Regions from separate parts of the Homo sapiens genome. Here region 1 is linked to region 2. Evidence: chromatin contacts called from ENCODE Hi-C or POLR2A ChIA-PET data. All regions are on one chromosome and are shown on one strand. The core of a region is the stretch at or near the end of the contact, and the rest is flanking DNA. Distances in the headings are between cores, read along the strand shown. Region 1 holds the start of MLF2 (myeloid leukemia factor 2). Region 2 holds the start of CD9 (CD9 molecule).

The links. Hi-C counts contacts between places; a loop is a spot of excess contacts on that map. ChIA-PET counts read pairs that join two places held with the same protein, here RNA polymerase II (POLR2A).
Region 1: a loop to region 2 is called in a map of vagina, with 7 times the contacts of the local background. The contact joins the promoter of MLF2 here to the promoter of CD9 in region 2. A Hi-C loop is called at or near these places in 1 of 168 maps with a recorded cell type or tissue (vagina). POLR2A ChIA-PET finds 5 or more read pairs at or near these places in 1 of 52 experiments (WTC11).

Annotation. Positions count from the first base shown.
Region 1 is chr12:6,751,371-6,756,854 of GRCh38, forward strand. It overlaps MLF2 (myeloid leukemia factor 2), which reads right to left and starts at 1,771. Exons shown (of 9, transcript NM_001382226.1): 1 at 1,569-1,771; 2 at 915-992; 3 at 555-684; 4 at 271-306. The coding sequence starts at 964. RefSeq lists a silencer at 1,668-1,907 and enhancers at 2,078-2,127, 2,158-2,327.
Region 2 is chr12:6,198,713-6,204,213 of GRCh38, forward strand. CD9 (CD9 molecule) reads left to right here and starts at 1,688. Exons shown (of 8, transcript NM_001769.4): 1 at 1,688-1,853. The coding sequence starts at 1,788. RefSeq lists enhancers at 560-1,172, 1,173-1,784, 3,011-3,623, 3,624-4,235.

The sequences.
Region 1 (5,484 bases), core at 521-3,020, 550 kb after region 2:
TTAGTAGAGACGGGGTTTCACCATGTTGGCCAGTCTGGTCTCGAACTTCTGACTGCAAGTGATCACCCATCTCGGCCTCCCAACAAGAGTTTAACACCTTTAACCCACAGGGCTCCTAGTACCCAACAGGCTCAGAGCTTTGTGAATGCCATAAAAAGAGAAGATTCTGGGGTTACTCATGAAACTATTCCTAAGAGGCACATTTGGGAATAATATCTAAGGGTAGAGAGTGTGTCTGAGATGGAAGGACACAGGGAGATAAAGACTCACCATTCCCAGCATCCCAAAGGGGGAGACAGCTCCAGCCTACAGGAACACATGAGGAACAGAAATTAGAGACCACATCCTATCTCTTTACAATCCCAAACCAGGCCCATGGCCTCAATTTTTTTCCATCCTCTCAAAAGGGAGTCACAAAGCCCTTTTTCCTGACCCTTTCCCCAACTCCTAGAGCATTTCACTTGCTCAGTTGGCTGTAGTGCAAGAAAATTAAGTGCTTTCCTAACTAACCTCCAACCTTTCTTTGGGTCTCAGGTGTGTCTCAGCATCATTACCTGCTGCATCCGGCGGCTGGCAGGCCTGGTCCCTGGCATGTTGCCATCTGTGATGCTGAGGAAGGGGCTATATCCAAAGCCACCTGACAACATACGGCTCATATGCTGACGGTGAATAGCAAAGGGATCCCTGTGGAGTGAGCACATAGTATGGATGGCAGAAGCGCCAAACTGTCAATCCCTCCACCACCCTGCAAAAAAATACGCACAGAGCAACAGTGGCACCGATGCCTACTTCCTGCTAGGTAGGAGCTAGGTATCCAGCCAGTTCCAACCATTCCTAGCAATGGGAACCCCGATGTCTGCCTGAACTGCTCAGAGACCTGGAGTGGGAGAGCTTGAGGGGGAGGGAATACTCACATCAGGAACATGGGATCCTCAGGCTCCACGTCCCTCATGAAGCGGAACATCCTGATCTCAGCTCCAGGGGGCTCCACACTGGAAAGATATGGAAGCTCAGATACTTGGAGGTGGCCAGGGTTTTGCACACCCACTCAGTGTGGGGACTCTCAGAGCACTGTCCTTTCCAAATCCTGTAACTGACCCCCTAAACTCCAGGGAGACCCTACTCCAGGTGTTCCACACAACCCTCTAGGGAGGGAAGGGCTCTTCAAACCTCTTTCTCAATTAGGGCCATGGAAAATTTTTCCAACCCTCTCGGTTTTTCCCTCCCCCACTCAGAGCCATCCTCTTCCCAAAGCTCTGGCCGGTAGCATACTCTCCCCTCCTCCCGCCGACGACACCGTTCTAGATGAGAATGCCAAGTGCAGGTCCTCCGCCCCATTAATGACCCCAGTCACCCCGCCCCCTCCTTACACTCAGGCCTCCCCCAGGCGGGCCTCACTAAGCCCCCCGCGCCTGTCTGCGACTCCTCTAGCTCCCGCCTCCCCGCCAGGCGAGCAGGAGAGGTAGGCCTGAGCCTCTCCTCTCCCCACCCCGCATCCCGGGCTCCCAGACCCTGCAGCCCCGTGGGCCCGCTCCCGTCCGGGGCTGCCAGCTCTGCCCGAGCCTCACCAGTGCCCGATTCGGGCTCAGCGGCCCATCCGGCCGGTTTCGCTTCCCGGTACGCTGCAGGGTCAGGGTCGCGGCCCGGAACGTGGGGATTGGTCCGGGCTTGAGCTCCTCGGCCTTCCACGCCGCCTCCTCCCACAGCTGCCACCTCCGTACGGCCCCCTCGGCCAACGGAGCCCGAACCTCGGCCAGGCCCGGGCGGAAGTGACGTCACGATAGACCCGCCCACCCGGGGCCGGGCCGTGGGAGCCCCGCCCCCTGGCGCGGGTGGTGAGATGGCTGGGGCCGAGTCCCAGGGGCGCCGGGGCCATGGGCCAAGCTCAGGGGAGCAGAGCCTGAGGCCGAGAGGGGTCCCCTGGGCACGAAGAAGGGGAGCTCATTAGTAACCTCGATTTGGGTTCTGTGGACTGGAAGAGGCTCCCATAAGGCAGGGGAGGAGAAGGAGAAGAGGAATCCATTCTTCGGGAGGGACCGGGTTGGAGGTTGAACCTGGGGGCGCAGTGCAGCACGTTCTCTCTCCCTCCTCAAGGGGAAACTGGAGGACGAGGGGCAGATGCCCCTTGGGGAGAGGCGGGCGCTCTGTGGGCGACGAGGCGGGGCGGATCCCTGGGGGGAGCTTTAAGCCGACTCTACTGGAGAAGCAGTCTACCCTAGAGGGAGGATGGGCAGTTTTCCTGCGGGGGAGGCGCTTGGGCCTGTCCCCGCTTGAGGAGGAGCGTTCCTGGCAGGGCGGAGTCCCCGGAGTGACGCAGAGGAGGTGAAACTCTCCAGCCCAGATCTAGTTCGGGCTTCAGAAAGTCGGATGGGGCAGAGGATCCAGGTTGGGGGGTTGGCCGCCAGATGGCGCTCCTCGGCCAGGCTGGAACCGGAGGCCCTTGAGAACTCGCGTTGGAGAGGGACCTGGACCCTCCCCCGTTACCCATCTGTGAAGGGTTGGACTGGGGAAAGGCTACAGTTCTGAATCTATTAGTTTAATGCCACTCTCCCCTTCCTTTTACTCTAATTCTTGTGTCCTCAAGAGCTCCCAGTCCTGCACTGACCTTTCTTGGTTGCTTTCTTAGGTCAAAGGTCTAAAGTTTGGGGGAACAAAGGAGTGGAGAGCTCAGTTAACCTGGATCACCCAGGGGAGGAGCTAAAACGGGGCCCAGAAGACCTGCCTCCAAGGCCAGAGACTGATACTTTGACATACTAAATGTCTTGCATAAAATCTGGCTCTGCTGGAGAGAAGGGCCTTCCCCTTTGGGGTCAGGGCATTTGGACTGTCTAGGATGGACTTTAACCAGACTCATCCAAACTCCAGCTTTCCCTGGTTCTTTACTCTGGCTTTTAGCCATATTAGTGCTGTGTGGAGTCTGACCCAATGAGAAAGACTTGTTCCCAGTAATTCCCTGGGGGAGAAAGAGGGGGTCCCTGGTGACTCAGGAAAAGGTGCTAGGAACAGGGCTTCTCACGTTTCTTTGGACTTGATCATTATTAAAGAGGAAAAAACAATAATAGAGACAGGGAGCAGAGATAGATAATTAAGATATAAGCTGACAGACTGGCAAGTCAAAGGAAAACAGACAGAATACAAGTAAATTTGTTTTTCATTGCTATTTCTGGGGGAAGAGACTTAGTAAAATCTTCTGTCTTCCAGATCTCTGCACTTCCCACCATGCAACTTCCCCTTATCCTCTTGCCCCAAATGAAAGCAGTTTGACATGTGATCAAGAGTTGTCCCAGTAAAGGTTCTGTGGCTGAAACTTAACTAAAGAGATCCTATCCATTTTTTTTCTTTTGTCCTCTCCTCCTTCTAAAGCAAGTTCTTTATTGTCCAGCCAATCAACAAATGTTTAAGGCCTGGCGCAGTGGCTCACGCCTGTAATCCCAACACTTTGGGAGGCTGAGGCGGGCACATCACAAGATCAGGAGTTCGAGACCAGCCTGACCAACAAAGTGAAATCCAGTCTCTACTAAAAATACAAAAATTAGCTGGGCGTGGTGGCACATGTCTGTAATCCCAGCTACTCAGGAAGCTGAGGCAGGAGAATCGCTTGAACCCAGGAGATGGAGATTGCAGTGAGCCAAGATTGTGCCACTGCACTCCAGCCTGGGCGACAGTGAGACTCCGTCTCAAAACAACAACTACAACAAAAACGAAAATTAGCCGGGCATGGTAGCAAGCACCTGTAATCCCACAAGTAGGCTGAGGCAGGAGAATCACTTGAGCCTGGGAAGTGGAGGTTGCAGTGAGCCGAGATCACGCCATTGCACTCCAGCCTGGGGGATGGAGCGAGACTCTGTTCCAAAAAAAATAAAAATAAAAATAAAAAGCAAATGTTTAATGAGGCCTGGAACTGTCCTAGGTACATTGTATTAAGCATACATACAAAATATAAGACACGGTCTCTGCCAATTGAAGGCATACAGTCTTGTAGCCACCTTTTTCTTTTTTAGTTACCTGTTATCCGTTTTTTTGTTTTTTTTTTAATTAAATTGTAGAGATGGGGAGTTTCATCATGTTGCCCAGGCTGGTCTCAAACTCCTGAGCTCAAGTGATTCGCCCAAACTTGGCCTCCCAAAGTGCTGGGATTACAGACATGAACCACTGTGCTCAGCCACCTGCTATCCTTTACGTACCGCCTTTAGGTGCCTAGAGTCCTTTCTCTTCTTCCTTCCAAAACTTAAGAATCTGCTGGCCAGGCGCGGTAGCTCACGCCTGTAATCCCAGCACTTTGGGAGGCCGAGGTGGTTGGATCACTTGTGGTCAGGAGTTCGAGACTAGCCTGGCCAACCTGGCCAACATGGCAAAACCCTGTCTCTACTAAAAATACAAAAAAATTAGCCAGGCATAGTGGCACGTGCCTGTACTCCCAGCTACTTGGGAGGCTGAGGCATGAGAATCGCTTGAACCCAGCAGCAGAGGTTGCAATGAGCCGAGATCTTGCCACTGCACTCCAGCCTGGGCGACAGAGCAAGGCTCCGTCTCAATAAAAAAAAGAAAAAAAAAAAAGGAAATTGTTGGCCAGGCACAGTGACTCACACCTGTAATTCCAACACTTTGGGAAGCCAAGGCAGGAGGCTCGTTTGAGCCCTGGAGTTGGAGACCAGCCTGAGCAACATAGTGAGACGTTGTCTCTTCAGTAAAAAAAATTAGCCAGGTGTGGTGGTGTGTGCCTGTAGTCCCAGCTACTTGGGAGGCTGCGGTGGGAGGATTGCTTGAGCCATAATCACACCACTGCACTCCAGCCTGGGAGACAGAGCAAGGCCCTGTCTCTAAAAAAGAAAAAAAGAAAAAAAAAAAACCTCTTGAACAGGTGAGGATGAAAGAGCAAATGCAAGAGCCCATTTTCAGAGTTCTTGGAGACATACCATATAGGCAGTTGTCTACTCCAGGAATTAAAGGGATGTAATTTTGCAAGTAACCAGAGTTTGTGTCTGTCTTCCTTCTCCGGGTCTCTCCCTCTCCTTCATTTCCTTTCCTCTCTTCTCCTTCACTCTCTTCCTCTCTCCCTTCCTCCATCCCTCTTGTCTTTTCCCTCTCTCCCTCCCTCTTTTTTTTTTTTTTTTTTTTGAGACGGAGTCTCACTCTGTCGCCCAGGCTGGAGTGCAGTGGCACGATCTCGGCTCACTGCAAGCTCCGCCTCCCGGGTTCACGCCATTCTCCTACCTCAGCCTCCCGAGTAGCTGGGACTACAGGTGCCCGCACACCTGGCTAATTTTTTTATATTTTTAGTAGAGACAGGGTTTCACCGTGTTAGCCAGGATGGTCTTGATCTCCTGACCTCGTGATCTGCCCGCCTCAGCCTCCCAAAGTGCTGGGATTACAGGCATGAGCCACAGTGCCCGGCCCTTTCTTTCTTTATCTTTCTTTCTCTCTCTCTCTCTTTTTCCTTCCTCCCTCTCCTCTCCTCTTTTTCTTTCTTTCTTTTTCTTTCTT
Region 2 (5,501 bases), core at 438-2,937:
TCGGTGGCCCCTAATGCTCAGAGTGCAAAGTCCAGGAGCACAAGGCTCTTTCTCACCTTCCCACAAACTACCCCGTGACTCCAGGCTCCAGCCCAGAGCCCGGACAGCCCCTGCCCCAGCCTTTGCCCAGGATTCTCCCTTGGCGGCAACTTTCCCTGTGGTTCTGCAGCATCATCTCCCAGTCTGGGTCAGAGGCCTCTCCTTAGCCTCTTAGCCCCCAAGCCTCTCCCCGTAACTGCACCTATCACCCTCAAACCATTGTCTGGCTGCCTGTCTCCTCCCACACTGGTCCCTGAGCAGAAACAAGGACTAATCCATGTTTTTCAGCTCCTACCCCTAATGAAATACCCTAATAGATACTGAAAAATGTTTTTGAACCAATGAGACAAGTCTACTGATAATAAACAGGCAAATAACAGCAATGTGCTAACAGTGGCTGTTTCTGGTGAGCAGAATTTTGAGGTCTGTTCCTTTCACTTCTTGGTATTTCGGTTGTTTCTGTAATGACTGTATCTTGCTTTTGTAATCATAAAGGACAGTAAAGGAAACTTCATTTTGAAAATAATACAAAGGGATTCGGGGACTTCAAAAGAAGGTGACTCTCCTCGTCCACTCCAGAGAATCAGGAAAGGAGTGTTTAAAGACCCACAGAATTCCTACAAGTGACGTTGGGGGGGGGCCAGCCAGCCAGGGCGCATGCCGGCCAGCGAGTGGGGTGGGCTCTGGGTCCGGGAGAAGTCAGATCAGTGCTCTGTACAGGGCCTTGAGGGCAAGACGAGGAATTTCGACTTAGGTCCTTGAATCTGGAGAGCTACAGAAAGTTTGTGAGCTCAGGAGAAGCGCTCCGAGCTCGGCATCTGGAGCAGTTCAAGGCAGCAGCGAGCAAGTCCAAAGACGCAGGAGGGAGGGTGGGGTGGAGGAGTAGAGAGAAAACAGAAGCCGTCTACAGACCCTTTTTCCCTCTGGGGCAACTAAACCTCAAGTGCAGGAAGCGCTTGGGGACTGCCCAGCCCTCAGCTGTGTTATTATTCGGTGATAGGTATTTGCTAATTACTTCCAAAAGCCTCCCATCTGTCATCCCACCCAGACTGCGCGCTTCTAATTCCTCCTACCCCACATGCTGTGCCCAATGAAAAGTATGGTCAGCGAGCGAAGGTTTGCAAGGAGACAGACGAGGGCGAAATTAAGCCAGGCGGCTTCCCTTTAAATCCTCGCAAAGCAGAAGGGCCCCTCACTCTGGCAGCAGGCCTTGGCCAAGGGGCCTTTAGCCCTGACGACCCGGGGAAGAGTCTCCCAAAGCAGAACGCCCGGTCCGGCGCCCAGACCAAACGCGGGGGAACCGGAAGGGCGAGGCCTCCACGTAAGTCCGCGGTAAAAGTGGCAGGGAGTGGCTGCCTGCAAAGACCCCAAGACGGCTTGAAGAAGGAGTGGGTGGCGGGTGGGGGTTAGGGCGACTAGGCGGGGAAACAGGGAGAGGGTCGGGCTCCGCGGGGCAGCTGGGGCCGGGGCTCGCCGACCTGGGCGGGGGCGGGGGGCGGGGGGGGTGCGGCCCGGGCGGGGCCGGTGGGGCGGGAGGCGTGGCCGGCGGGGGGAGTGGGGGCGGCTTTTCCCGGCACATGCGCACCGCAGCGGGTCGCGCGCCCTAAGGAGTGGCACTTTTTAAAAGTGCAGCCGGAGACCAGCCTACAGCCGCCTGCATCTGTATCCAGCGCCAGGTCCCGCCAGTCCCAGCTGCGCGCGCCCCCCAGTCCCGCACCCGTTCGGCCCAGGCTAAGTTAGCCCTCACCATGCCGGTCAAAGGAGGCACCAAGTGCATCAAATACCTGCTGTTCGGATTTAACTTCATCTTCTGGGTGAGTGAGCGCGACTGCCGCGCGCTCCTCTCAGGGCCCACCTGTTCGCGGGCCCCGGACACTGGCCGCGGCCGCGAGTGCCGGCAGCTGGCACTGCCCGCACCGGGCAGGCACCGGGCGGGAAGAGAGAGCGCCCTGCGGCTGCCAGCTGGCTCCAAGGCCGGGTCCAGAGCCGGGCGGGACGGCCGCGACGGGCGCATTCGGGTGGGGGCTCATCACCGCCCAGCCGGCGTGGGGAGCCGGGCCCTCTTGAGATGAGGCGTGCGGGAGGGTCCTGAGCACTTTAGCTCGCCTAGGATTTGAGCTGGGGTGTGTGTCTGCTCCCAGCTCAAGTCCCTCCGAGTGCCAGAGAGGAAGGCAGGGAGAAGCGGAGCACCCCTCTTTGGGCCAAGGCCAAGGAGGACTGTGGTGAGCAGTATGGCTTGTGACCGGGTGGGGTCTCCCAGGTAGTAGGGGGCGCCAGGAAGGGAGGGTGCGGGCACGGCGAGAGCTCAGCCAAGAGCGGCTCTCACTTTTACGCAGGAGCGGCAGGGGTGCCTCGGCCGCGGGTCCGGCCCCGGGACCCAGTCCCTGAGAGTCGGGGGCCCCTCCACCCTTGAGGAGGAACCTCGCAGGCCCCCGTTCCCTCAGACTTTGATTCTGAGCCACCGTGAGAGCGCCGAACTCCCTGGTAGCTCCCTGAAAGACTAGCTTGTCTTGATTTCTTTCAAGGACGATAAGTATCTTCACTGGAGAGAACTCAGAGTTCGGGAGAGGAGGGGGCAGATACCTATCTGCGCCTCTAGTGGGATGAGTCCTGTGTGTGCATTTCCGGGAGAGATCAGGTGCCAGCCAGCTGCCCGCCCAGGAGAGCCTTGGCCTTGCCCTCTCCCCTCCCCGCCAGCCCAGGCGGCCCACCCAAGGCCAGGCAGGGCGCAGAGCGGACGTTCATCTGGAGAGGCCAGCGGGGCCAGGAGCTCCAGAGACACCTGCTGCAGGCCACTCAGCCTCTACAAATGGGAAGGCTGAGAGGCGACAGAAGCAAGGAATAGGAAACCCTTGTGTCCTTGTTTCTATAGCCACATTCCCTGCACACACATGACAATACTTGCCGCTCTGCAGGCAGGAAGAGAGTCTCTATGCCACTCTCAAGATAGATGGATGTAGAAACAGGTGCATGCCACCAGAGTCTTGTAACAAAAAAGTGCACTTGGCCAGGCACAGTGGCTCATGCCTGTAATCCCAGCACTTTGGGAGGCTGAGGCAGGAGGATCGCTTTCATCCAGGTTCAAGACCAGCCTGGGTAACATAGTGAGACCCCCATCTCCACAAAAAAATAAAAAATTAGCTGGGCGTGTTGGCATGCACCTGTGATCGCAGCTACTCAGGAGGCTGAGATGAGAGGATGGCATGAGCCTGGGAGGTCAAGGCTGCGGTGAGTCATGATTGCACCACTGCACTTAGCCTGGGTGACCTAGTGAGCCCTGTCTCAAAAAAAGTAGAAAAGAAACAAATGCACTTATTCCCCCTGGAGCTGGTCACTGAGGTCCCCACAAGCCTCCTTAGGGAAATCTTCTAAGATTCACTCCTCCCCAGAGCTGAAGGGGTGGTTGAACAGTTTTTCCAATTTGCAGAGACTGACTTCCCCCAGTGCATCAGTCACCATAACACACACCCCAGTGAGGACGGCATATAGGTGTGCTCCTTCCCAACCCTTGACTTGCTTTAAAAAGACCCTGCTGGCCGTGGGCACCCCTCCTCCTGTGTTGCCACCCACCCCAGCAACCACCCAGCTGCCACGCTTAGCTTCTTTCTTTCACCAATCCCTGGCAGCAGAAAAGTATGCGGGAAGGCAGCTGGCCTCACCCACCCTTGAACTTTGGGAGTTTTCCTCTCCCCTCCCAGGTACAGTCTCTCCCGGCTGGTGTGTTGGTTAGTCCTCAGCTGTCTGCCTAGACTGCATCCAGGTTTGGGACTGCAGGGAAACACAGACTGCCACAGTGTGCCTCCCTACCCCCATCTGCCCCATGGCATATGCAGGAAGCTGATGCGAGGCTCACAGGGCCACTGGTATCTACTCTGTCTGTGGCCTGCTGGCCTGCAATCTGTCCGTACTGTCCTCAGCCTGCCACCCCACTCGTATTCAGAACCCCCTATGCCTGGCCCCAGCCTAGGTGCAGCTGATGACCTATGTAGTCTGAAACAGAAATCACTCACACTGGAAATGTTTGGAATGACTTTTGAAGATCATGCAGTCCAGCTCTCTTATTCATAGTGAGGCAGCAGAGGAAGAGAGATGGGGTGATTTACCCAGGATCGCAGAGACAGAGCCAGTATTACAATTCCTGGGGCCCCTACTTTACTTCTGTCCTCTTCCATCTTCATCAGAGGCAGGAAGATGGGCAGTAGCTATGTTTTCCTGAATTACTGTTCATTTGTCCTGTATCTGGGTCCCTGTGGAGATGAAGCCCTCATCCCTAGGAGATGATGTAATGAAAAGGAAGACTGTGGTCGGTCCACTTGTGCAGAGTGTTAGTCTTTAGAGCCTTTCTTGTTCTAGTCCCATGATGTAGCCAAGAGCAGGAAGCATTGTCCCCACTGTACTGATGATCAGGAAACCATTTCCCAGAGAGGTTAGGTGACTTATCCAAGGTGATGCGGCAGGGTGGTCTCAGAACTAGGTTACTTTACCCAACTGGTTTTGGCTGCTGAGTGGGAATGGGAGAAGGGTGGGAAGAAGCTCCCAAGACTCCCTTAAGGAAAGGTGTAACCTAAGGGAACTGCTTGGGTGATTATGTTGTCACCACGTCCGTTTCTCTCTTGAGACCAGACATTTATAAACTTGGCATTCGGAACCTGATGTGGGCCTTGAAAAGCAGGAATTGTGAGGCCAGTGCCCAGCAGCACTTTGCACAGAGGCTGCTGAGAGGGGGTGTCCAACAGGCATCCAGAGAGAGGCCAACCTCAGTGGAGTAGGATGGTTATTGGGGGGCTGTGCCTCTTCCCTGGCCTGATCTCATCCCTGTGGGTCACTCCCTGATGGCCACAGCCAAACCAGCAAATCAGTCTGTTCTTCCACCACCTCCAGAACCGGCCCTCCTAGCTCTATTTTGATTGTTTCTACATTTCCTTCAGACCTCCCTGCCCGCCTGCCCACCCCCCAAAAAACAGTTGAGAGGGAAAACATCTTGCTGATGTCCATGTGGTAGACACACAAGTATTTCTCCAGCTGAAATGGGGAACCAGGGTTAGGGCCAGTCCAGTCTGACACATGCATGTCTGCCCTCTTTCTGGTCAGAGAAGGGGAGGAACTCCTTAGGGCAAAAGAGGGAAAGGTTTGGCTATACTGACAGAGCCCAATCCCCTCCCCACCTCCCTCAGCCCCTTTGCTTACTGTCTCTCATGCCTCGCTCACTGATGGAAACAGCAGTGTGGGGCTGGGAGGTCTCTTTCCCAAGAAACCATATCCCCTAGACCTAGGGGAGGCTGGTGCGAAACACAGAGACCTACACTGGGAATTCAGAGACCTGGATGTGAGCCCAGCTCTGTCCTCAACTCACTTTGAAACCTTGGGTTGGTCACTTCTGTGCTCTAAGCCTCAGTTTCCTCATCTGTAAAACAATAGCTTGGAACAAATGGTCTCAAAAGGTCCTTTCAAGCTCAGTCTAT